Linked DNA regions of Homo sapiens: all the other regions are linked to region 2. The links are chromatin loops, found by intact Hi-C in ENCODE. Cell type or tissue: heart right ventricle. All regions are shown on one strand. Region 1 overlaps ADGRV1 (adhesion G protein-coupled receptor V1). Region 2 overlaps LOC107986432 (a long non-coding RNA gene). Region 3 overlaps ADGRV1 (adhesion G protein-coupled receptor V1).

Region 1 (8,000 bases), 350 kb after region 2:
CTTCACAGGTGTGGTCTGGTAGCCTCATCCATTTTCTTCCTATCCATTTACTCTTTAACCTTTTCTAATTTTCATCATTTCTCTCCAAGTTTCCAGGGACCTTGTTCTTGCCAAATTTGAGGACTAATCTCCTCATGATGCTCAAATCTTTCCATTTGAAACCTTTTTCCTTCTTTGGCTTCAAAAACTTTAACATTTTCCAATCCTCTTGTAGTGATCCTTCTCATTCCACATAGCGTGGTCTCTAAATACGTGAGTTTTGGAGCCAGACACATCTGGCTTCAAATTCTTCTTCCTTCAATGTTCTACCTATGTAAGTTAGGGTAGGTAACTGAATATCTCTTAGTCTCTTTAGGGATGATAACAGTACCCATCTCATCTGGTTGTTATAAGAGTAAATAATGCAATATGTGTAAATCACTAAATTCAGTGCCACAAAGCCCAGCCCTTAATGACATTAGTTATATGTATTCTATATACACAGGTTCTCTACCCAACCTGTCTCAGAGAACCTATTTTAAAGTGTCAAGAAGCTGTACATTTATGTAGATAACATCTAAATCTCCATGCTATGGAAACCTTAAACCCCTCATGCTCAAAATTGCACATATCGTTCTCCAATTATTAAACCTTTCCACTTTCATATTTAAGTCAAATGAAACCACTAGTTTCACAGTCACCTTAAAAATCTTCTCTCTCATTTGGTGACAGAGTAAATTTCATTAATTCCTCATTTATGAAGCAACTTAGTATAGCAGTTTTAAAAATGACTGGAGGCTGGCTGCTGTGTTCAAATACTAGTTCTGTTACTTACCACTATGTGACCTATGGCAAGTAATTAAACTCTTTATGTCACAATTTCCTAATCTGTAAAATGAGAATAATATTAGTACCTACCTCATAATCTCTACCTCCTGTAATATGTAATAAATATTACATTAATGTTTAGTAAATAAAATTTGCAATGTGGCTTTTTTATTGATTTAAAGACAGACAAGAAAAGTGCAGAAATTTAATAAGGCAAAATAAGATATTTTTATTAGTCCTTATTCCTTCCTTTGAATTCTCATTGCCATTACCACTGTCTAAGCTCAGAACCCATCCTAATCGGATGATGGTAAAAGCAGTCCACCCAACCTCTCTACTCTCCCTAATTAGAGTCTCTTACCTTCTTTAGTCCATTTTTCCTTTAATCCTTCATTGCCAGATCAATCCTTAAAAATACTCCTTTCATATTGTGACTTTTTGGACTAACTCCATTGGTGACTCTGTAACTCCTCATGGTTCTCAGACAATGGGAAGCTGCCTCACCTGCAGTCAAAACTTACCTATTTCTCTGTGGGATCTGCAAGCCTTACTCAAGTGAAAGCAGCCAGGATCACTATAACTTAGATGTCTTTGTTCTTGTTCTTTTCCTTGCCTAGAATGTGTCACATTCCAAGTCTTCAAATCTTATACATTCTTCAACAACCAGGTCAGATTCCATTTCCTCCACAGAGACTTTGCAAACTGGGGTCCCTTATTCTCAGCCTATGCAGTACTACAGAGGAAGAGATTTTTTTCTCTGTATATACTTGGTTCTTACTATGAGGTTAGTGCTTTAGGTTATTATTTACACGCTTTGTGTGCATGTATGCATCTTGCTTGGTATTTCTCATTGCGCAATCTTAATATTGTACATATGATAGATGAGATGGAAGTGGTCGAACTGCTGGATGAATAATGGTCTTGACCTGAGATGCGGGTCTGGCTCAGTTTTTTGGTTTAATTTCACAATTGAATGTTGAATGGTCACTCAGTCATGAATGTAATAATATTTTCACCATGCCATTGAGCATACCTAAATTGAGTCAAATAGTTTAATAAATTCAACTTAAATGTATATTCATATCTGTGTGCAGAATGTCTTTATTCATATTCACCCAACTAATCTCTACATGAAGAAAAGATACAGTTAAATACCCCAATCTCTACATAAAGACACATTTAAATACAGTTAATTGTACAAAAAAAAAAAAAAAGGCTTACATACTCAATATTATTCTAGCGGGGGGAGGGCACCTACAGGATCTTGGTAGAAAAGAATGAACTTGGGGCAGGGGAACTAGTTATATCTTCTTTCTAGTAGTTTATTTTATGTCCAAAACAACACTGAGAAGTTTTACAAATTGTCAAATGCTATGAGAATGACCAGAATAAAGGCCTTGTTCATACTCTAAATTATCTCTTAGTCCACTTGCCTAAGGACCTTTCCCTTTCTTAGAAAAAAGAAATAAAAAAAATCAGAAGGACACAGCAGCAGCCTTTCATTAATGAGGGAAAGATACAAGTGTGCAGTCGTTTTAAAGGCAATAATATTTGAAATGAAACTAAAAAAATTAATTAATGGGATTTCTTAAATAAAATTTCATACTAAGAAAAATAGCTTGATTATATGGATTTAGTAATAATAATAACAGCAACAGTGGCAGCAACAACAACAACAACCAGAGATGTTTTGGGGTCATAATATAGCTAATCTAATACCTTACTTAACAAGTAGGATCCGGAAACCCGCCATAGACTCACTGATGCACTACCTGAATTTTAACAAGATGCCTGCATTGAAGTTTAGGAAACACTTTCCTTGCTACTTTCTTGATCCATTTATATCTCCACTAACATATAATCATAAATGTTCTACTGAAAAATGACCCTCTGCTTCTCAATTTCCTAATCTTCAAAGCAAGATTTAATTTTGATCCTTGTACTTAAACGCTTACATACTTTTTTATTCAGCAAAAAAGTAGAAATAACAAAGGATATTCTGGTTAATAAGTGATTAACAAAAACTTCCAACTAAGGAAAATTCTTTTCTGACTGATGAACATTTTACCATCTCTATCTTACTCTGCTTCAGTTGATTAAAATATGCTTGTTACATATGTGTCTTCAAGCCTTACTCACACAATGACTTTCTTGAGTTGGCAATCTCAACAAAGCAGCGCAAGCTGCTGGAACAGAAACCAGGATTCATAGTATCCAGAAGGAGCCAGCATTTGGGAAGTCACACAGGACTTCTGCCTTTAGTCATGCACAAAGATTCCCAAAGATGCTAGGTACTCAAAGCGAGAATGACATAATTCCAGATTAAAGCAGAATCTTTTCGCAAGGGTGTCTGAGTAGGATCCTCCCTGGGAAACAGGACATTGCAAAATGACATCCCAAAATGTTGCAGAATGAGAAAGTGATCAAAAGACAGTAACAGTCCAACTTTTTTAAATTCCAGAGAATAGACCCCTAAGCTATAGTCTTGCGGTTAATGTACGGACTTATACACATTTCTAGATGAATTTGCTATTTAGTTTCAGAAAATGTGTTTATGCTGTACAAATAACAAACCATAGAGAAGAAAAACAAATATTTTCCCTTGTTAAGTATTATTAATCAGAGTAAATACAGTTCTATCTTTTCATCATGTTTTCTATGAGGAAACTTCTGTTCTTTTTTTAGATTTGGAGGATTGCTTTTCCTGACAGAACCTCCAGAACTGAGAACCCTGAACTGCAAACTTGCTCTTTGTCACTAGTTGTTTACCAGCCTTATCAGGGCACACATGGGTTGGCAATGTGATTCAAAGATAAAAATCCCAAAGATATAATTAGATGTTTTTCTCAGAAATATCACCCAATACCATGAAAATTTGTTTGCTGTTTCTTCACATCATACTTGAAGAGCCCCACAATTTCTTGTCATTTAATCATTTTCATTTATATAAGTGAGAAAAAATAACTTGGTATTGAAGAAATATGTACATTTTTTGATAAACTGAAAATAGAGACCTTTATCTCAAAGCTTCTATGACATAATAAAAACATTTTTCTGTATCAATAACACACTTAATGCTCATAAATATAATGATGAAGCTAATTTTATGTCCCTGAATTTAAACATATATAAGCAGTAGAAAGATATATTCAAAGCCAGTGGAGTACAATCTTTCTTATGGTACATTTGCATTTAATTAAATTCTGAATAAAGAGGATAAAAAGAGAAAGGTAGGACACCACAAATGTGTATTTGCTATGCTGCAAATACCCTCTTGCCCAGTTAAAGAAGTACTATGAAAGCATCTCTCAAGTTTTTTACTGAACGCCATCATGGCTAAAGAGAGATCGATAAATTTAAGGGAGAAAAATAAATCTTCTACTGCCACCTACTGATATTTTATAGTCAATGATTCTCAAGGGTGCTATAATGACAAACTCCAGATTCAAGCAGAATCTTGATTTTTAAAGCAGGAATAATCTTTGGATTTGTATCTATATTCCTCCAATCAAGAAAATACACACACACACACACACACACACACACATATACACATACACAATAAATTATAGTTATAATAGTCTACATATTTCTAGAAGTAGAAAGTAGAGCTGGACGAGCATATTTTCCTGACTTTCTGATTCACGGACCCATTATACCACACTGCTCCAAAAGGAAGTCCAGGACTACCACATTTCCATTCTTTCCTTCTCCACAAAAGCCGTTCTACTTAGTCCTAGTTCATTAATAAAGATTTGAAAATGAATGGTCTTGGCAGACTTGTCTGCAAAGTATTCACAACTCAAACACTCTAGGTCAGCTATAGAATTTTCCCTCTTAGCTAAAGAACCACAGGCCAAGCCTGCATTTTTTTAAGACTTCTCTAGAGTTGATTTAACCTCCAAAAATGACAATATAACATTGACAGAGGATCCCAAATGAAAGATCCAAGGCTGGAACTGTAATAACTCCTGTTGGCAAGATTCTATAACTGGAGCTATAAACATGACTTTAAAATTTAGATAGGGTGGGAGCCCAACTTACTGTAGTCAGCTTCTTGTTTTGGGGGGTCTAAGAATTTTTTAAAGCCTTAGCTAAAAGGTTTTAAGGGAGATAACTATTCTTAACTCAGAGGGTATTGTTAAATCTAAGTAGATAAAGCATTTTGAAATAAACTATTTTCTATCAATAACATACCAATTCTTCCTGCCAAAAAAGAGCTATGAAAATACTTTTTTAGTTATTTCATGTCACAAGTCATACACTACATGATTTTTCATGCCACATTGTTTCATGTATTCTAAAAATATACTGAAAAACATGGATATGACTAACCGTTTTGTCCAAAATTAATGTTAAGTACAATATGAATCAAAAGTCAGTGCTCCAACATAGAAATCCTGGTTTTGTCTTTCACATCCCTAGACACGAGCAAATTTGTCTGCTAGGACACTGAAGAGCTGTCTGTAATTCTATAGTGCTATAATTAAGTCTTGTACAAATTCTGCTGCCAAAAAATCACCAGAGTGGGTGGTGAATAAAGCCAAGTAAACTCTAATTATGGAAGGCGGGTTTTCTAAGATCTTAGATTCAAGAAGCAAAGGCGAGATCAGACAGCTAAGGCAGGTTACAAAGGCAATATAAATAGCCTTGTGAAATTCAAAGCAAGCCCCTTTGGTAACCACTGCTACTTCTCATAGCTCATAGGGCCTTTAAAAAACCAATCAGAGACCTCTGCTTAGAATCCAGCACTTAATTATTCCCTGAAAAACAGAGTTATGGAATTTACAGTCATTTTCACTCCTAGAACAAAAAAGGGTGACAGAATCCCAATGTTTAAGATAATTTTCCATTTTATATTTCAGCTCCACCACAAACGCTATTTTTTTCAAGTTCTATCCAGAGTTCAATAAATGCACTTTAGCATTCTAAAAAACTGTGCAAATCATGTCTACAGCACAATAAATACACACAAATTCAATACACACATATGACCAGCACCCAATCAATAGAGTATTGTCTGCATTGCAGAAGTGTCTCCCCATCCAGAAAAGTGGGATTTTTTAATTTTATAAAACAATATTAAAAATTATCTCCATAAGAGCATTATATAGAATATTCTTTCTGCCTGGATCTATAATTTCAGCCTTAAAGTAGAAGTGATTATGCTTTTTTTCCTTTGCCTATATAAATGTCTAGGCCCTTTTTAGTCCTTAACAACAAACTGAATTTTCACTCATTTGAGTCCCAGCTCAATATCATCTCCTCTATGAAGACTTTCTTGACCTTCAGAGAAAAATGAAAAAAATGAATTAAGCCTTCATCTATTTTCACAGAGTAGTTTGCAAATGGTCTATGTTCACACATCACACTGAATTAGTTATTTATATGTACATCTACTTTTCTAGACTATGAACACCGTATGGATAGAAAAAGCATCTAATTTCATCTTTTGTTCTGGTTTCTGTGCTTTACACAGTGCTTTAAACTAGATACTTTAAATTGTGTGCTAATAAGTCATTGTTTTTCACACAGTTTCTTCTACCATAGAAAACTGATTTTTCAAAAGAAAATGTTCTATCAAACTATTATAAGAAACAATACATAGTGTCCAGATGCTTTAAAAGTTTATATCATCTTAATGCCCTAAACATAAAGAATTTATAACACAGCATATTTCAAACAGATTAATAAAATGTTAATTTTAATGTATATATAAATTACAAATACATTCAGCATATATTAGCTGACAATAAGATGCTTTGTGATAAGAAGTTTTTTTTTTTGTAAGCGATGATATTAAGGTGCTTCTCTGTAGAAAGAAGCATTTTAGGCCTGATTCTCCTTATATGACTCTCCTGTCCCCATTCTCTTCCACTGCAAAACTAAACAAGTTTATTTCAACTAAGTTGAGATTAAACTTTACTTTTACACTCAGTTCAAGAACCAAAGAAGAAGAAACACAAACATCTCACGATAAATCAAAAATGCCAGCGCTCTCCTACCTGTGTACCTAAGCTGGCTGCCATCATGTGAGTCAGAAGTTTAGCTGCAAACATGGAGTACCTGGCACAGAAGATATGGGAAAGAACAGCCAAGCAAAGACCTGTAGGAACAAAAAAGTCCACATATGGTTTAATAATCCATGAAGATTCTAACAGCATCATAGCAAGAATCTTTGGGGGCAGCTAGGCATGTCAGGTCTGCCACCTGCCTCTGCCCAGTACCTCTGGAAAAGATGACATGGCAATTGTAATCTACTCCATTTTCCATGACAAGTAAGATCTTTACACTTACCAGTTAAGCCCAATATTCAGGCATGTGAATAGGATTTTTCAGTCATAAAATTTTGACTGGTCCTACCAAAACTCAGGTTTGGTAATTACCCCTTTTTTATCTACTAGAAATAGTTCTGTAATTACAATAGTGTTAGTTATGAATTTTAAAGGCAACTTTGCAATACTGGATGCCCAAACCAGGAAGAAAGTGTGCTATTTTCTCCACAATGACTTTTAACTTAAACTTCTACATTTCTAAGTTGTATGAAGAAAATTATTCTTATTATCTTTGAGTTTGTTTGAATTCACCTGTTTACACTACTTCAAAGGGATAGTTAGAACCTTAGCACTAATCCAACAAATCTTTTATCTTGCAATTCATATAAATTTCTTTTAATGTTAGATTTTTAAAGGCAGGGTATACATGTGTTTTAAAAATATTTTCTGCCTTTTAAGACTTAAATGTGCTGCATATGATAACCTATTTGCTTTTTCACTTAAGCTTTTACCCCACTCTTATTCTCAGTAGGGTTATTTTGTCTAAGGATTACTGAAACATAACAGCAATTGACATATGTATACTGCTTTGCCATGTGCTTTGCATTTTTACCCGTTTAGTTATATCAATGCCTCGTTAATAAACAGGAGGCACTGCACTCATTTAACATTTTGTTTTCTTTTGAAGCTGTGGAACAAACTTTCAGAATACACTGCATGTTGGCATAAGTGGACTGGGCATCTGCAAAAGGTCCACATGGGGTCTTGTTACTCATTTTCTCATAACTTCTTTTTGAGAAACCATTTGAGTTATATTTTTAAATTTTAACAAGGTAGACAAGGCTCTCCACAACAAGGGAAGCTTTGCGTTAGTCAAGGCTTTTGGCCTAGAAATTTGGCCAAGAAATCTAGAGCAAT
Region 2 (8,000 bases):
TCTTGAATAGCTATTGGAGTGTTCAAAATAGAAATAGACCACATTCCAAACATGATGTATCACTATAGTGGTTTCAGAGCAAGGGCAGATTGAGTGAGCTATGTGTAAGGGTACCCAGAAAATTTATCACCAAGAATGAAACAATTTTGAGAGTGAGAGAGGGTGCTATTAATAATTATTCTGGAATGACAGGTGTAAACCAGGACAATTCCAGGCACACAAAGATGTATAGTGACCCTAAACAAACATGTATTTATTGTATAATTAATTGTTTCCTATTAGGGAGCTGTGCACAAGAATTCTGATCATGGAAGCTGGCGATAGGAAACTTGTTGTATTTGCTGTATTAAGTGTGTACCTTAAATAATAAACAAGTTCTATGATTAGGATTTGGTCCAAGCAAATTAAATGTCTAGAATTTACACATCCAGAAATTATACATGTACTGTATCATTTGTAGGCATCAAGATTAGTAAGTATTACATGAATCAGGTCTTAAATAGTTTGGGAAAAGTACAAGTTGTTTTGAGATACCTCAATCCTTCTTCATTCCCATTACTAATCATGAAAACAACACAAATGTTTTTGTTTTCTTCTTGACTTGGGTCACATTCCATTGTGGGGTGATGTAAGAGTTTTAGCCAAGCATAGAATAGTAATGAGCAATTTGGGAGATTCAGTTCTAAAACCTTGCCTAGGGTCACACACAACTAGCACTTAGAATCTAAGAACATGGAACCATTTGACTTGTAAGGTTAATTGTATACCTGTTGACTTTGGGCATATTTTCTAAGGTTAAACTGGAAAAACAAAGAGTCGGCTATGGTCCACTTGTTCAAGAAAAAAAAAATGCAAGCCCATGAGTCTTCTAGTATTTTTCCTATCCCATTGAAATATACAAGCGACCATAGGTTTCCTCTGCAAACAGCTGAGGCCTCTTGACTTCTGCTTCTAAGCCAGTAGTTTCCAGCTTGGATGCACATTAGAATCATCTAGGGGGACCCTAAGAAATCCTGATGTGGCCAGGCACAGTAGCACACGCCTGTAAATCCCAGCACTTTGAAAGGTCGAAGTGGGCAGATCACGAGGTCAAGAGTTTGAGACCATCCTGGCCAACATCGTGAAACGCCTTCTTTACTAAAAATACAAAAATTAGCTGGGTGTGGTGGCGCATGCCTGTAGGCTCAGCTACTCAGGAGGCTGAGGCAGGATAATCTCTTGAACCCGGGAGGCGGAGGTTGCAGTGAGCTGATATTGCGCCACTGCACTCCAGCCTGGCGACCGAGCGAGATTCCGTCTCAAAAAAAAAAAAAAAAAAAGTCCTGATGCATGAGCCATACCTCAGATCAATTAAATTATCATCTCTGGTGGTGGAACCTAGGCATCTGCATTTTTTAAACACTGGAGATAATTCCAATGTGCAGGCAAGGTTGAGAACCATTGTTGTAGTTTCAGCTCCATCCCCAGCTCTGCAACCATTAAGAGCTAATTTGAGGAGTTCTAGTCCAGTGCTGCAAGATGTCTGAAAGATTCAAAATCGAGTTACAAAGCTAGTCTGACTTACCAGTTCCAGTAACTAAATTTTTAAGAGTTACAGGCTAAAGTAAGAAAAAGAAGAATAATTGGATTTGGATTTAGCTAGGCTTTATTTTATTTTTTTTTTGACATCTTTTTTTGAGACAGAGTCTCACTCTATTGCCCAGGCTGGAGTGCAGTGGCATGATCTCAGCTCACTGCAATCTCTGCCTCCCGGGTTCAAGCGGTTCTCCTGCCTCAGCCTCCTGAGTAGCTGGGATTACAGGTGTGTGCCACCACACCTGGCTAATTTTTGTATTTTTAGTAGATATGGGGTTTCACCATGTTGGCCAGGCTGGTCTTGAACTCCTGATCTCAAGTGATCCACTCACCTCTGTCTCCCAAAGTGTTGAAATTACAGGTGTGAGCCACCACACCCGACATAGGTAGGCTTTATTTTTAAACCAGAATCACGAATTTAAATTAGCTGTATGGCCTTCGACAAGTTTACATATTCTCACTGAGCCTCAGCTTTCTGATCTGTAAAATGGACCAATAACATCTGTTGCCAGACTGCTACTATTGCTTTCCTTCTTAATGAAACCGAACCACTGCTTCCGTTTAACCTGGTTTTGGAAGCTCCCACTTCTAAAAACATCTGTATTTCTATCTTGATAACTTTATATTCTAGAACCTGGCCTCTGCCTTGTTGATGTGGATGCCTTCTCAATGACTGTAATCTCCTCTGACACCAATCCAATGGCGGGATTTGGCTATTGGCTGACAGATTTTCCTAATTCTATCTCTCCATGTACATGTACTTTTGCGTGCTGCCACTTCTGGATTTCCCATATTTGGGCTTCTGCCATTTGACCAATGGCTTGTCGAGAACTTCTTTTTTGGATATCACTGATACCTGTTGCCCGTAAGCACACATACTGTGCACCAAGTTCCATCAGCCTGACTAGATTTCCTCCTATCACCTCCAATTGTGCTATCACTCAAGTTCTACCTCAGCCCTAAGTAAAGTATTGTGTTTATTCAATCAATCAATGTTTACTGAGCATTTACCAAGCCCAAGCACTTTGTCTCTGCACACAGAAAATGTATACAGTACAGTGGAGCAAGATAAACAACAAAAGGTATAATAAATACAGTGACAGGGACAATTCTAGCCCTTGACCTTCCCTATATCCTCTTCTCTCATCAAAGATTAACACTTTTATATTGGTTTAGGTCAGAAGATAGGATCATTGTTAAAGACAAATTATTATTTTTATTATTATTATTCTTGTTACTTTGGAGATGGGGGTCTCACCTTGTTCCCCAGGCTGGCCTCAAACTGCTAGGCTCAAGCGATCCTCCCACTTCAGCCTCCTGAGTAGCTGGGATTATAGGTGCAACTGGCTTTTTTTTTTTTTTTTTTTCTTGAGATGGAGTCTCACTCTGTCACCCAGGCTGGAGTGCAGTGGTGCAATCTCAGCTCACTGCAACCTCCGCCTCGTGGGTTCACGTGATTCTCCTGCCTCAGCCTCCCCAGTAGCTGGGATTACAGGCACCCGCCAGCACGCCCAGCTAATTTTTGTATTTTTAGTAGAGACAGGGTTTCACCATGTTGGCCATGCTGGTCTCGAACTCCTGACCTCAAGTGATCCACCCACCTCGGCCTCCCAAAGTGCTGGGATTACAGGCATAAGCCACTGCGCCTGGCCTTGCTGTATTACTTTTAAAACGGTAAAACCCGCAATTCCTTTTGCATTAACCTAATGTGTTGGATACCTGTGTTTTGCTCTACATGATCACTGATTATTAATTTTTTTGATAATTTTTCAAAACTCATTTTTACAGCAAGCACACTGTCAAGTCTATGTTGGGATTATCTTTGTGTACCTAAAGTGAACTCCATGCTTTTCCTCAGGAACAATTTGATTTGCTGTGTGGAGAAAGTGTCCTCTGGCTCTCTAAGAGTTAACTGATCTGGCTCTACCTGATCTATCTGTGAATTTCTATAAATACTTTACAGGTATGTGAACAAACCAGTGTCAGATAGTAAAAGAATTTTGTAGCCATTCCAGCAATCTACTTTACGTGGCAATCAGTGACGATGTTATCTTAGCTGTCTTTTTTTTTTTTGACAGGGTCTCGCTCTGTCACCCTGTCTGAAGTGCAGTGGTGTAATTTCGGCTCACTGCAGCCTCGACCTCCTGGGCTCAAGCAGTCCTCCCACTTCAGCCTTCCTAGTAGCTGGGACTACAGGTGTGCACCACCACACTTGGCTAATTTTTGTATTTTTTGTACAGATGGGGTGTCGCTATGTTGTCCAGGCTGGTCTTTTTTTCTTTCTCTTTCTTTCTTTCTTTCTTTCTTTCTTTCTTTCTTTCTTTCTTTCTTTCTTTCTTTCTTTCTTTCTTTCTTTCTTTTTCTTTCTTTCTTTCTTTCTTTCTGAGACAGAGTCTCACTCTGTCACCCAGGCTGGAGTGCAGTGGCGTAATCTCGGCTCACTACAACCTCTGCCTCCCAGGTTCAAGCGATTCTCCTGCCTCAGCATCCCACGTAGCTGGGATTACAGCCACGCACCACCATGCCCGGCTAATTTTTGTATTTTTAGTAGAGACAGGGTTTTACCACGTTGTCCAGGCTGCTCTCAAACTCCTGACCTCAGGTGATCCACCCACCTTGGCCTCCCAAAGTGCTGGGATTACAGGTGTGAGCCACCGCGCCTGGCTCCAGGCTGGTCTTGAACTCCCAAGCTCAAGTGATCCTCCTGCCTTGGCCTCTCAAAGTGCTAGGATTATAGGCATGAACCTCTGTGTTCAGCCTTAGCTGTCTTTTTACTACCATCCCCAGCCTCTGCTTATCAGTTGTGAGTTTCCTCTGGCCTTTCTAATTCTCTTTCTCCATGTTTTCTGCCAGCTCCTTTATATTACCCACCAGAGGGATGAAAGCGATTGATTCTACCAGAAGCTATTGAGAAATGTATATGGCTTTTAGTAGTGGTGATGATGATGATGATGACGATTGTTTTGGCACTTTCAGAATTCAGAAGCAATTTGCTGCCTCCTGGGCACTCTACTCATGACCAGTTAACTTTAAAGTGGTCCTATTTGCTTTGTGGTGGTCGGGGCTGGCTTAGCAAAAATTACAAAGGAATAAAAAGCTAAATTTAGTAAGTCTATCTCTACTATGTTGTGTCTAATCTTCTTGTGCTGGTTTCCTAGAGTGCCCTCTGCTGGGCCCAACCAGGTCTTCTGATTCCCATGAAACCCATGCCTCAATTGTCATCAAAAGCTTACTATTTTATGTCACATGCCATCAGAATCCTAGCATTTGCTTTCCAGATTGACAATTAACCAAGGTAAACTAATCCATGTTAATGTGTGAATGTGTTTTATTGTATAAATGGGAAAAAACCCAATGCCCCTCTCAGGTCATTTAAGTATACATTTCCGCAATGACTTTATGGACGTACTGCTTCTACTTAGTATCTAACTCTGGTGACTAATGGTGAGAATGGAAGCCAGGAATCTGGGGAAGGCTATGCTCTGAGAAATCAAAGGGGAATATGTTTTCCAACAGACAGAACCTTGTGGCTCCCCTCAAATTACACTGTGTGGGCAGCTGTCTACTCAAGCTATCTGTATGGCCAAGCCCCATGGAGGTAATTTTCACCCTGTCAGCCAGAAAAGAATGAACATCATTGTTTACTTTTAAGTTTTTATGAAGAATGCCTTGAGCTCTTTAGATTGTGTTATCTAAGTCTTAATACTAAGTAAGTATGTGCCATTGTTTTGGGGATTAATTTATCCATAAAGATGTGTATAGGCTGTACAGTCATTGGCTTGACCTCTGCTGCCCTGTGTACTTTCTTGTCTACTGAAATCAGTTGGGCAATTCTTGTCTGTAAGCACGTTTCCCAAGAACTGGTTGGAGCCAGTCTTCATAGGAGGAACCTATTATGAAACCAGCTCCGAGGATATTTACTTTGCTCAAGATCTACTGAATGCTACACTTACTTGAAAATGAAATTGCTTTCTTTTGGCTCTGACCCAACCCCTTGAAAACCAGCGACCCTTGGGATTCAGTTAGAATGAGATAGAAAGGGGAGATGATATGCTGGGCCTGACTGACATTTTTCTGCAAGCTTTTCTTATCGTTTAAACTAGTACTTGCATAGTTGTTGAATGTGTGTGTTTCAAGAAGATCAGCTAAACTGATAACATATTATCAAGTAAATAAGGCACCCAAGATTGGGAACTTGGAGGACATAGCACATATTTTTTGAAGGCCCACCTTTTTTCTTAAAATTTAATGTAAATTTGTATCTTTCTATTTAACATATCCAGGTCTTATTTAAGACAAAAATAACTCATATAGTTGCTTTCCAGTTAAGTTATTTAATCATCCAAATCCTCACTTAAATAAATGCTCCAGTGAGAAACATTGTCTTATGGCTCCTGATCTAAAATTATACCTCCCTGGAAATGTATGTATCCAAATTTGAGAAGCACAAGCTTGGAGAAATAGTGAAGGAGAGAATTTAGTCAGAGAAAATGAGTGTGTACTGATGATCAATCCGTAGGTAAGGAGGACTAGCGTAAGTTTTGTTGTAGATGACTTTCATAGGAGAGTGGCAGTGGCATTTGATGTTGAGACCTAGTACATAGTTGTATTGAGATAAACATGTTAGGATTATCTAGATAGAGCTAGAAATGAAGAGAAAATAAACTCAGAATAGGGACTCATCAAGATGGCTGTGAAAAAGCCAGAAATGTGATAAACACTAATGCAGATTTCTTGGGCTCCTTACAGACTTAATAGGAATTGTGGATGCACAAAGTAAATGGTATGGCATGTAAATAAAGAAGAAAATTCTGCATATTACTTTTGGCATAATAGCAACTTCTCTGTACTTTCTGAAATTCAAAAATAAATATCCTTTTAATCTAGAGAGTGCTATATACTTTTTATAACTAGTGTTTTACATTTATTATCTATAATAAATATCTGTAATAATAATTATTTATAATAAATATTATCTATAATAGTTATTTATAAAATAATATATATTATCTATAATTATATAACATAATTATTTATAGGATTATTATTATAATATTTAATAAATATTATCTATTAATATCATAATTATATCTATAATTATTATTTCAAAAGTTTATTCAAAACTCAGAGTGAGTTTTCCAATACAGTCTTCTTAGCACTGAGATTTTCAAACCAGTCCCTAAGGTGTATTTAACACACAAGGCTTCTGGAATAGGTCTGGAGTAAGGGGCTTAGGTATCCACATTTTTAATGAACACACTTTGATGCAAGCGACCTGGACAACACCGTGAGAAACAGTGTTGTAAGAGGTTGAAAACTCTTGGGATAGGGGCTGGAGACTAAGGACACCACGCAAGAGCCTGGGACAAGGTTGCAAAGGGTTGTAGAACTAAATGAAGCTGCTTGTTTAGTCCGTAATTCCCCTTTCTGCTACTTGGTGTCTCTCCCAACTCCCCAACAAAAGTAGATACCTTGGCAGTTAGATGGAACTAACTGACCAGATCTCATGGAACCATGGTGGACACCTGATCTAGGCTAGGCCAACTAAATATTTCAACTTGAGAGTTTGGACCTGGGACAAGAATACCAGTTAACTACTGGTTGTTTGAAATGAAGAGATTCCCTGGAGCTACAGGAAGCCAGGCCTATCTCGCGAATGGACCGGCAGAGAACAGCACACATAGAGGAAGAAGGAAAAACACACAGGGAGAAGAGATGAGGAACCATGGGTTGGAGATGGGGAGGGAGAGGGAGAAGGAATAGATGAGGAAGGGAGAAATAGAGAAAACCAGCAAGAAAGCCAGAGGGAAAGAATTTTCCCTACAGCTTATCAATTTGCTGTTGTAGATACCAATCCCTCCTGTGGTCTGAGTGTGCTTTCTATAAGATATTTTTGTATCTGCCCAATAAACTCTTCTGTCTCACTCAAGCTAATTGAAATGTGTTCTTGGGTGAGAGGACAACCAGGAGTTAAGGAGAACCACAGCTATAATGAGCTGTGTCTTATTATTGTGACTGCTTTCTCCCTCCAATCTTTCTCCATTCTCTCTTCCCCCTTCCACCTTTCCTTCCACCTGGATTTCCTCAACCAAGATTGTTAGGGGAATGAAAAAATGATTTTTCATCTCTCCAAATCCTTGATCCTTTTCCTTTTCTGTGTTTAACTCCTTCCTTTTCTTCTTTGCAAAGAGGAAGAGAGCCTCCTTTCCTTTTATTATTTTTAAATTATTATTATTAATTAGTCAATTTTTTTAAAAATAGAGATGAGGTCTTGCTATGTTGACTAGGCTGACCTCGAACTCGTGGCCTCAAGCGATCCTCCCATCTCGGCCTCTCAAAGCCCTAGGATTACAAGCATGAGCCACTGTGCCTGGCCCCTCCTTTCCTTTTGCCATCCCTGCTCCTCTCTAAGTGTTATTCATCTC
Region 3 (8,000 bases), 99 kb after region 2:
CTAAGCATATTATGTGTTATTTCATTTACTGGGATTTAGGGATGGCACTCTAACTGGAATTCAAACTTAGGCCTGTCTGATTCCAAGTCTAACTCTATGCTGTGATTTGCCCAAGACTAGTGTCGCCTGGATTCTCTATGGACCTTAGGGATTGTCAATGTACTTTCAGGGATCAGGCAACAGCTCTGTGCTGTGATGCTCCAGACTGTAGCTCTCACTGTATCTTCCAAGTATATTCCTGGCCCTTTCAAGGAAGTAATAGTAATAGCTACTTTTGGGGGGAAATGATATTATAATGCATGACCTACCCAAAGTGAATGAAATGCACTTTTAGAGACCACTGTTTGTACGCCATGTCAGCAGCAGAGTTTAAAAGACTCTCGTACAAGTTTAGGGGATGTCAACCTCTGTGCTTCTCCACTCTCATCCATTCAGGGGAGGCAAGTCCTGAGTGTTGAGAATACATGCAATAGGAAGACGAAAGAAAGGCAGTGTGTGACTTCCCCTCTGTCCACTCTGCTGGCTTTACTGCAGATAGTCTTGAAGATCCTGGACTGAAAACCTGGTCACTCGGAGGTCTGCACTGCCCCGTGGCACAGTTGCTGAAACCCCAAGTCTCCAAGGGACTGTCTTTGGCTCTCTCTCTTATCCCTTCTCCTCTGTCTTATAAATACAAACAGTATAGTTCTAGAGACTCTTAAATCTCACTTTTGAAGTGATAGTTCATTTTAGTATTCAATAGTTAAAATGTCTTTAGAAATTAATTAGAAAAAATCATACAAGCTCAAATAAAAGAGAGCATTATAGAAAAGTTTACAGTTTTATATTTTCATGTAATTTCTCTGAACTAAATAAATCAATCTAAAATTTTTCTTTCTGACCCCGTAACTAAAATACCCAAGTTTATTATGAACAGCCTTTTTTGAGGAATACTTCCACATTTTACCAGGAAGTTTGCTTTTGTCCCATCTGTCATTTTTTTCTATCCTTCATTATGTTAACTTCAGGGGTCTTCACTAGAGGGTTATGAGTTTTTTGCAGTCATGCTAAAGTCAATACTGGGAATTTTCAATCTCCAGATAAACTATTTTTGTTCTATTTTTGCTCACAGTACAACTACATTGGTAAGTGATGTTAGGCAAGCAAATTTTAACTTCCTTTTGATGTAGCAATATCAGATGGCCACAATTTAAAATTAAACCTTACCTAATGAACCTAATATTAACCCCACTTAATGGTGAGAGAAAAACAAGACAAACATTTAAAAATTTTATTTTGTGGTGATTTTGGAGAGATAAATTCAAATATACCAGATAATAAACACAATAGAAAATTTTAGGATAAAGGACAAAAAATAGCCCAAAAGGTTTAGTCTCAAAGATATTATCTTTGTGGTACTAGTAATGTGATGGAACTCACTGTAATGAATAATGGTACTCAGAATTAATACACACAAAAAAATTCTACTCAGTAAAAAAGTTTAAAAATAACTATGTGAATCATGAAAGGAAGTAAAAGCAACTGAAGACGGACACTGAGACTCTCCCTGGCTTCCTTCTACCCGTGCTCATTAATGGCCTTCTCAAACGTTTCAAGGCCTTCTCCTTGGCCACCTATTTAAAATGCATCCCACTGGCCTGCCCTTCGCTCTCCTGGACTTGGAATTTATCATCTTCTAACATGCTACATAATCTAGTCATGTTTATTTGAATTATCTATCTATTGTCTCTACCTCACCCACCCTCCACTCCCTGCTAGGATATACATTTCTCAAGGGCAGGCATTTTTGCATGTTTTGCTAACAGACAGATATTTTGTCTATTTTGTGATTTAGCCAAAGCACATACAACAGTTCCTGCAACAGAATAGATAAATTAATTAACTGATTTAAATGAAGCATCTTCTGGCTCTAATACAATAAATACTTAGCTCAGGGAATGGAGAAGTAATTATAAGTCAATTCAGAAAACGAGATTTATAAAACAAGGATGGTAATGTTGGGAATTGCCATGGTTTGGCAATTGCCTCCAAAATTCATGTTGAAACCTAATCCCCATTGTGGTGGTATTAAAAGGTGGGGCCTTAGGAGGTGATTAGGTCATGAGGGCTCTACCCTCATCAATGGGATTAGTGCTGATATAAAATGGCCTGAGGGAGCTTGTTAGCCCCCTTTTCCCTTTGCTCTTCTGCCATGTGAGGACACAGAGAAGGCACCATCTACGAGAAACAGGCCCTCACTAGATACCAAATCTGCTGGCACTTTGATCTTGGACGTCCCAGCCTCCAGAACTATGAGCTATAAGTTTCTATTGTTTATAAATTACCCTTATATTTGCTAGAGCAACCTGAATGGACTAAGACAGAATAATAACATAATAATGAACAGTTACTGGGTATTTATTACGTATAGCCACTCTTTTACATGTTTTACATATATTATCTCATTCAGTCTCCCAACAACCCTGTGAGATAATCATCTTTTTCACTTTACAGATAAGGAAACTGAGACACAAGGATGTTAAGTAACTGGCCCATGATCATAGGACTAGCAAGTAGCAGAGCCAGGATTTGAATCCAGGAGCATGGTGGAGAGGCTGTGCTTCCTAATGCCATGGAAAAAGGATGACCAGGGGAAATTGATTTTTGTATGTTCACTTTCGCTCCAGGAGTAGGAGAAACAGGCAGGAAGTCTAGGAGTCCCTCTTTAAAATGCCAGTATCCTGGCAGGAAGCACATCTGACACTAGCAGTGTGAAATCTTTAGCAGGGATTAACTGAGAGTAAGCCAAGCTCAGCAAAAGAACACAAGCTAGAGAGTAGCGGAGAGGGGGCAAGAGAAAGAGAAAAACATTGGCAGTTGGGTGCAGAGCTACTAAAGATAAACTTTTGCATATTCTATTTTGAAAATGTCACTAGTATGTGTTCTGTCAGGGACAACAATAATCATTTCCTGGCCTACATTTTGCCAGCCTACCCTCTGCCTTTGAAATAAGATTATAAGATACAATCCAATAAAAACTTATGGCTTCACACTGTTAAGTAATGCTATTTTATTTTTTCCCCCAAAATAATTTTCCCAAAAAGAGGTATGAAGTAGTAATGTGCTATGACTAGAGCAGAGAGTGCTAATAAATAACAATGGCTATTAGAAAATAAACTTGAACAAATAGGACTTTCTGCTTTTCTTTATGTGTGTTTGTGTGTATACAAGTACATCATCAGTTATAAAAAGGAGATGACTTTTCTGCTGAAGGAGTAAGTCCCTTGTTACCATTTGGGAAATGCCACTGTGAAATGTATTCGTTAAAAGAATTATATTTCCACAGCTATATTCTTGTTCAAGAACATCAAAGGGCAGAAAAGCATGAGGGGAAAATTATGACACCCCACTCACCTAGTGTGGTAACTCATACTCCACAAATAAGCAACATATAGAGTATTTATAAACAACTTTTGCTGTTGAATTAGTTTTCTCCTTGTTGTTTTTCACGGAAAGACCCAGAAAGAAGAGGAAAGTACCAGAAATTCACTAATTTGATTACAATCTAGTCTTTCTTGTTTCAGAGCCACCAAAACATTTTTAGATTTATTTTTACTGGTAAATACAACACTTTTGAAGTTCAATAACAAGTTAATGGTCCAAGTTTGTTTTTTTTTTCTTCTCTTTAAACCATACTGACCTTTATAGAAGCAAAAGAACAACATTTGACATTTCACGGAAAAAAAAGAAACATAATTTAGCAATTTTTCACCAATTGCTGCATGCTACGGCTTTAGAGTTGCTCAACTCTTTCCAGACACAAATGTCTCCCAAGCATGCTTCATATTCTTTTAAAATCACAAGTAAATAAACCAAAAAATATTTAATTACTTGAGCCTGTATCTCATATTTGGCTGATGTCATCTTCTCTCTGGGAAAAAAAAAATCCATTATAAAAAGGAAGAAAGGAAAAAACCACAAGGCCCAGATGACACTGGACATGCAGGACTTGCTTTTGTCTCCAATGCTGTGGTTCTGAACCGCAGCTCGAATCTTGCCCAAACTGCAGGTCCTGACTTGGTTACCCAGACTTCTGGCCCGACTCTCACACCATAAAGAAGAAACACACCCATCAGCTCCGGGGGTTGACATCCCTTTTGAGTTGCCCCATGTATTTACCTGTTCACTTGGCCTACTGTTTCACTTGGAACAAAAATAGCCTGTTGTCTCCATCCTAGCCACTGCACCCCTGGCACGGCTTCTGGTTGTGGTGAAGATTTCCAATAGTGTGGTACAAGGACGGGTGCATTCATGGAACAAGTTAGAAAGGAGCAATGAGCATCTCCCATGGTCTCATGATTTAGCACCTCTACTTTTGATTTATTTTTCTTACTTATAGTTGAGGACTAGAAATAAATAGTGTTCCCCTATACTCCCCATTCTACTCTGTACTTTCCTTTTTTATTTATTTTTTGAGCCAGAGTCTTATTCTGTTGCCCGGCCTAGAGTGCAATGGCATGATCTTGGCTCACTGCAGCCTCCTCTTCCAGGGTTGAAGCGATTCTCCTACCTCAGCCTCCCGAGTAGCTGGGATTACAGGTGTCTGCTACCATGCCAGGCTAATTTTTGTATTTTTAGTAGAAATGGGGTTTTACCATGTTGGCCAGGCTGGTCTCGAACTCCTAACCTCAAGTGACCCGCCCACCTTGGCCTCCCAAAGTGCTGGGATTACAGGCGTGAGCCATAGTGCCTGGCCCCATTCTATACTTTCATATCTCTTCTGTCTCCCACAGCATCTCATTCCCTTCTGTACAGCTATACTCCACATTGCCAAGCACAGCTAAAGAGGTTCTGGCCTGACTTAGAATGAGTGACTTTTTGCCTCCCCTGCATCTGTAGTACTGAGCCAGGTGGAGCCCAGTGTTTTGTACTAGTCTAGAACAGGCCCCGAATGTCCAGACTCTCCCTCCTCTCTTCTCAGATCAGCTATGGACTTGAGGTCACTCAAGGGGATGGATCATCCTGAGGCCACCCTGGGAGCTGGGGTTTGTTCCAGACTATGTTCAGAAAAGGGGTCCAAAAGCTCTGAAAACAACTCTGATTAGAAAAAAAAAATGTTCAGTGTAGAAAATTTGTAAAAGATAGACAAAGCTGGAAAAATTTCTTTTTCCTGATCCACATGGACTATGAGGGAATGCCTATTAGGTAAGCCAGAGGCCACAAACTGGCAGCTTGAATACTGCCTGCCGACAGTTTGTGACTGGCCCACATAGTGTTTAAAAGTTGTCTTAAATACTTGCCACCATTCACAAATTAGGAGGTTTCACATAAAAAATCTGGTTTCTGGCTTCTCTAGAAAAATCAGAAGATCTGGCTGACACTGGATCTGCTTCCTGTCCAGCAAATGTTTAACCGAAGCCACATAGCTGTTGCCCCTTTATCTCCCTTCATCCCTCTTTACAAGACACAGTCCCACTTGACCACGTGCTCCAGGCGAGTCTGCTTCCAGCCTTTGTAGACAAAGGAGTTTGCAGCGTCTGGTGTAATCACCCTGAGTATCCAAGTGATCACCTGGTGTAAGTGCTATGTTCTTGTCAGTAGCTCTCTAGCAAGATTTTGTTCTTACTAGTCTCACCTTTTCTACACTTTTTCTACTTGCCTGTGAGCTGCCTAAGGCTGGATAGGCACTCACTAGTAAGAACCATTTTCCTTTGCCAAAAGGGTCCGAAAGGCCAAGCAAAGCCAAAGTGCTGCAGTCTCTGCTGTCCTTCTGTCTGCAAATCCAATAGCTGTTTGGGCTGGAAAAGACTTGTGCTAGTGAGGAAGATCTATAACTTCTATAATTGAGCCAAGTATTTGCCAATATAAAGATACAAAGTCATGCCAATGGAGAGACTTTTGAGGGCCAAAGGAGAAGTGGATGTGTGTGGTTTTTTATTTCTTAATGTTTGCCCTAAAGTTGGCTACAAAGTTGATAAATATGAGGTATGATGCCTGAAGTCAAGATAAGAAAAGTTCTAAAACATTTACTTTGCTTCTACCTGCAACTATGGAGATTACATTTAGATTTCATCTTTGGAACAGCTGCCAGTTCCTTCCTTAGAAAATAGCAGAGGCTAGCTTTTGGTGACACACAGCATGAAAGCCACCATGGGGGTAGGCGATAAGTTGGTAACACAGAGGCAAAAGACAATTAGGGACGATTTTCAAAGTGCTTCAGGGCCTGCAGCTGTAAGACTCCCGTGGACTGCACAGCAGTGGTGTGCCTACATTTTTCTTCTTCGCACAGCTCTAAAAACATAAGCAATCAACTCTTGGCTGACTTCAGGAACCCAGTTGCCTATGTATGATTCCTCACAGCACCTGCCAGTATTAACTGCCACTAGGAATGTGCACTGGCATTCTGAAATGGCACAAATCTGGGTGTTTTATTATTTCTTTTTGCTCTTACTGAATTGGAAAATTCACCATGTCTCTAAAAATAAAAAAAATTCCCTGATGAATACTATTAGGTGGATTTAAAAACTTGTTTGATTTTTCAAAGCAGAGTTGAGTCCTTGTATGCTAAAGGCTTGCTCTCTCAGAGAACAAGTCATACATAGTTATCTGTGGGATTACTAACAGAGCTGTGAATGTATGAGAATGATCAAGATAGATGAAAAATGAAAACAATGGGATGCAATAGAAAACAGATGTTGAAAGGAGAAGAAAATGATAAGTTCTAGTTGATGAAACAGAGATGGAGACAGGAAAAGAAAAAGAGAATCCCCTATGAGTTCACAGAGATACAAGCAGTGCCAAGTTCAGAGGGCCCCTGACTGGTGCCATTCTCTATGCCTTAAGGATTAGATAAAGTTCTTTCACTTCAGTGCTCATTTGTTCAGTGTCTTAAAAAAAAAGTGCTCGAGGAATTCAATTCAGTAGGTTCTTAGCACTGTAAGAGGTGTTACAACTATGAGAGGCATGGGAGATTTTTAAATCATGGCCCCTGATCTCAAGAAGATCACACTCTGGATTACAGTTTGTGTTTTATGCATTTATGTATTATTTATTTATGTTAAATTCCTTTCATGCTGCTCTGAGCTCATTCTCAGAGTCAGTATCAGTGGAAGGAGCAAAAGCATCCGTGATAATGGTTCTGTCCTCCAGCGGAATAAACTCCCTGGTGGCTGTCTTTGGACTTGTCTTTATAGATAGAATGCAAAAGGCCAGAATTCAATAATTGCAGTGGTTATGGTATTTACAAAAAATAATTTTTTTGGAAGTTTTTTTTTTTGCCAATTACTTTAAACTGTTTAAATAGATCCCATAATAGCGTGGCACAAAGACTTTGCTCATGTGACCATCCCCCTCCCCCAAGGCCTTTTCAACAGTATTTCCCTTTATTCTCCTATCATAAGCTTCATTCCAGCCAGACAAGGATAACTATGCTCTCCCCACCTTGTACATTTTCCCATTCATGACTTCTATATGAAGAACCTGAAGAGACTTCCTTTGCCTCTAGACTCATCCAAATTTGGTAACATTTACAGCCTGGCTAAGGACCACATCTTTCCTAAAGCCATCTCTGACTTTTCTAGATATTCCTGTGAACTTATCAAATTATTATTATTGCTAAGAATAATTACAAATAACACTAGATAGCAACCACCACCCTGACAATAAGAGTAGCTAATATTTTCTGAGCACTGTTCCTGCTTTGCACACATGGCCATGCTTCACATGTATTATTTATACTACTCAGTCCTCTCAACAGTCCTAGTCCTAAGGTGGGTTCTATTATTATTCTCACTTTTTGAAGAGGGAACCTGAGGCTTACAGAAACTGAGTAACTTTCCCAATGATACCCAGAGTAAGTGATAGGGAATTATTGTCAGTATCATCAGTTTAGCATTTAACTATGAAGTGATTATTTGTGTCTCTTGAGTTGCTATTTATTGTACAGTTATTCAATTATTTTCAGTGTAGTATTTGAGTAAATGGTTTTAGTAAAAGGCAAAACTGAGGTTTCCAATATAATA

Evidence for each region. A loop is a pair of places that touch in the nucleus more often than their neighbours do. Peaks named below come from ENCODE experiments on the same cell type or tissue, not always from the same donor. Only the 100,000 strongest peaks of a DNase experiment are listed, where the experiment ranks them.
Region 1: it touches region 2 in a loop (3-fold over the local background); 25 of 110 quality-filtered maps call a loop at or near these places.
Region 3: it touches region 2 in a loop (2.1-fold over the local background); 9 of 110 quality-filtered maps call a loop at or near these places.

The regions. Positions count from the first base shown.
Region 1 is chr5:90,862,670-90,870,669 of GRCh38, reverse strand. It overlaps ADGRV1 (adhesion G protein-coupled receptor V1), which reads right to left. Exons shown (of 90, transcript NM_032119.4): 83 at 6,813-6,913. Among named protein-coding and RNA genes, the nearest start is that of ADGRV1, 310 kb to the right of the region's middle. In heart right ventricle, a CTCF peak has its summit at 4,182 (motif pointing left); no DNase peak of the experiment used is centred here.
Region 2 is chr5:91,216,719-91,224,718 of GRCh38, reverse strand. All of the region lies in intron 3 of LOC107986432 (a long non-coding RNA gene), which reads left to right. Among named protein-coding and RNA genes, the nearest start is that of LUCAT1, 94 kb to the left of the region's middle. In heart right ventricle, a CTCF peak has its summit at 4,764 (motif pointing left); a DNase peak (open chromatin) is centred at 4,717; H3K27ac peaks cover 1,509 bases.
Region 3 is chr5:91,117,627-91,125,626 of GRCh38, reverse strand. All of the region lies in intron 87 of ADGRV1 (adhesion G protein-coupled receptor V1), which reads right to left. Among named protein-coding and RNA genes, the nearest start is that of LUCAT1, 190 kb to the left of the region's middle. In heart right ventricle, no CTCF peak of the experiment used is centred here; DNase peaks (open chromatin) are centred at 4,936 and 5,249; H3K27ac peaks cover 7,262 bases.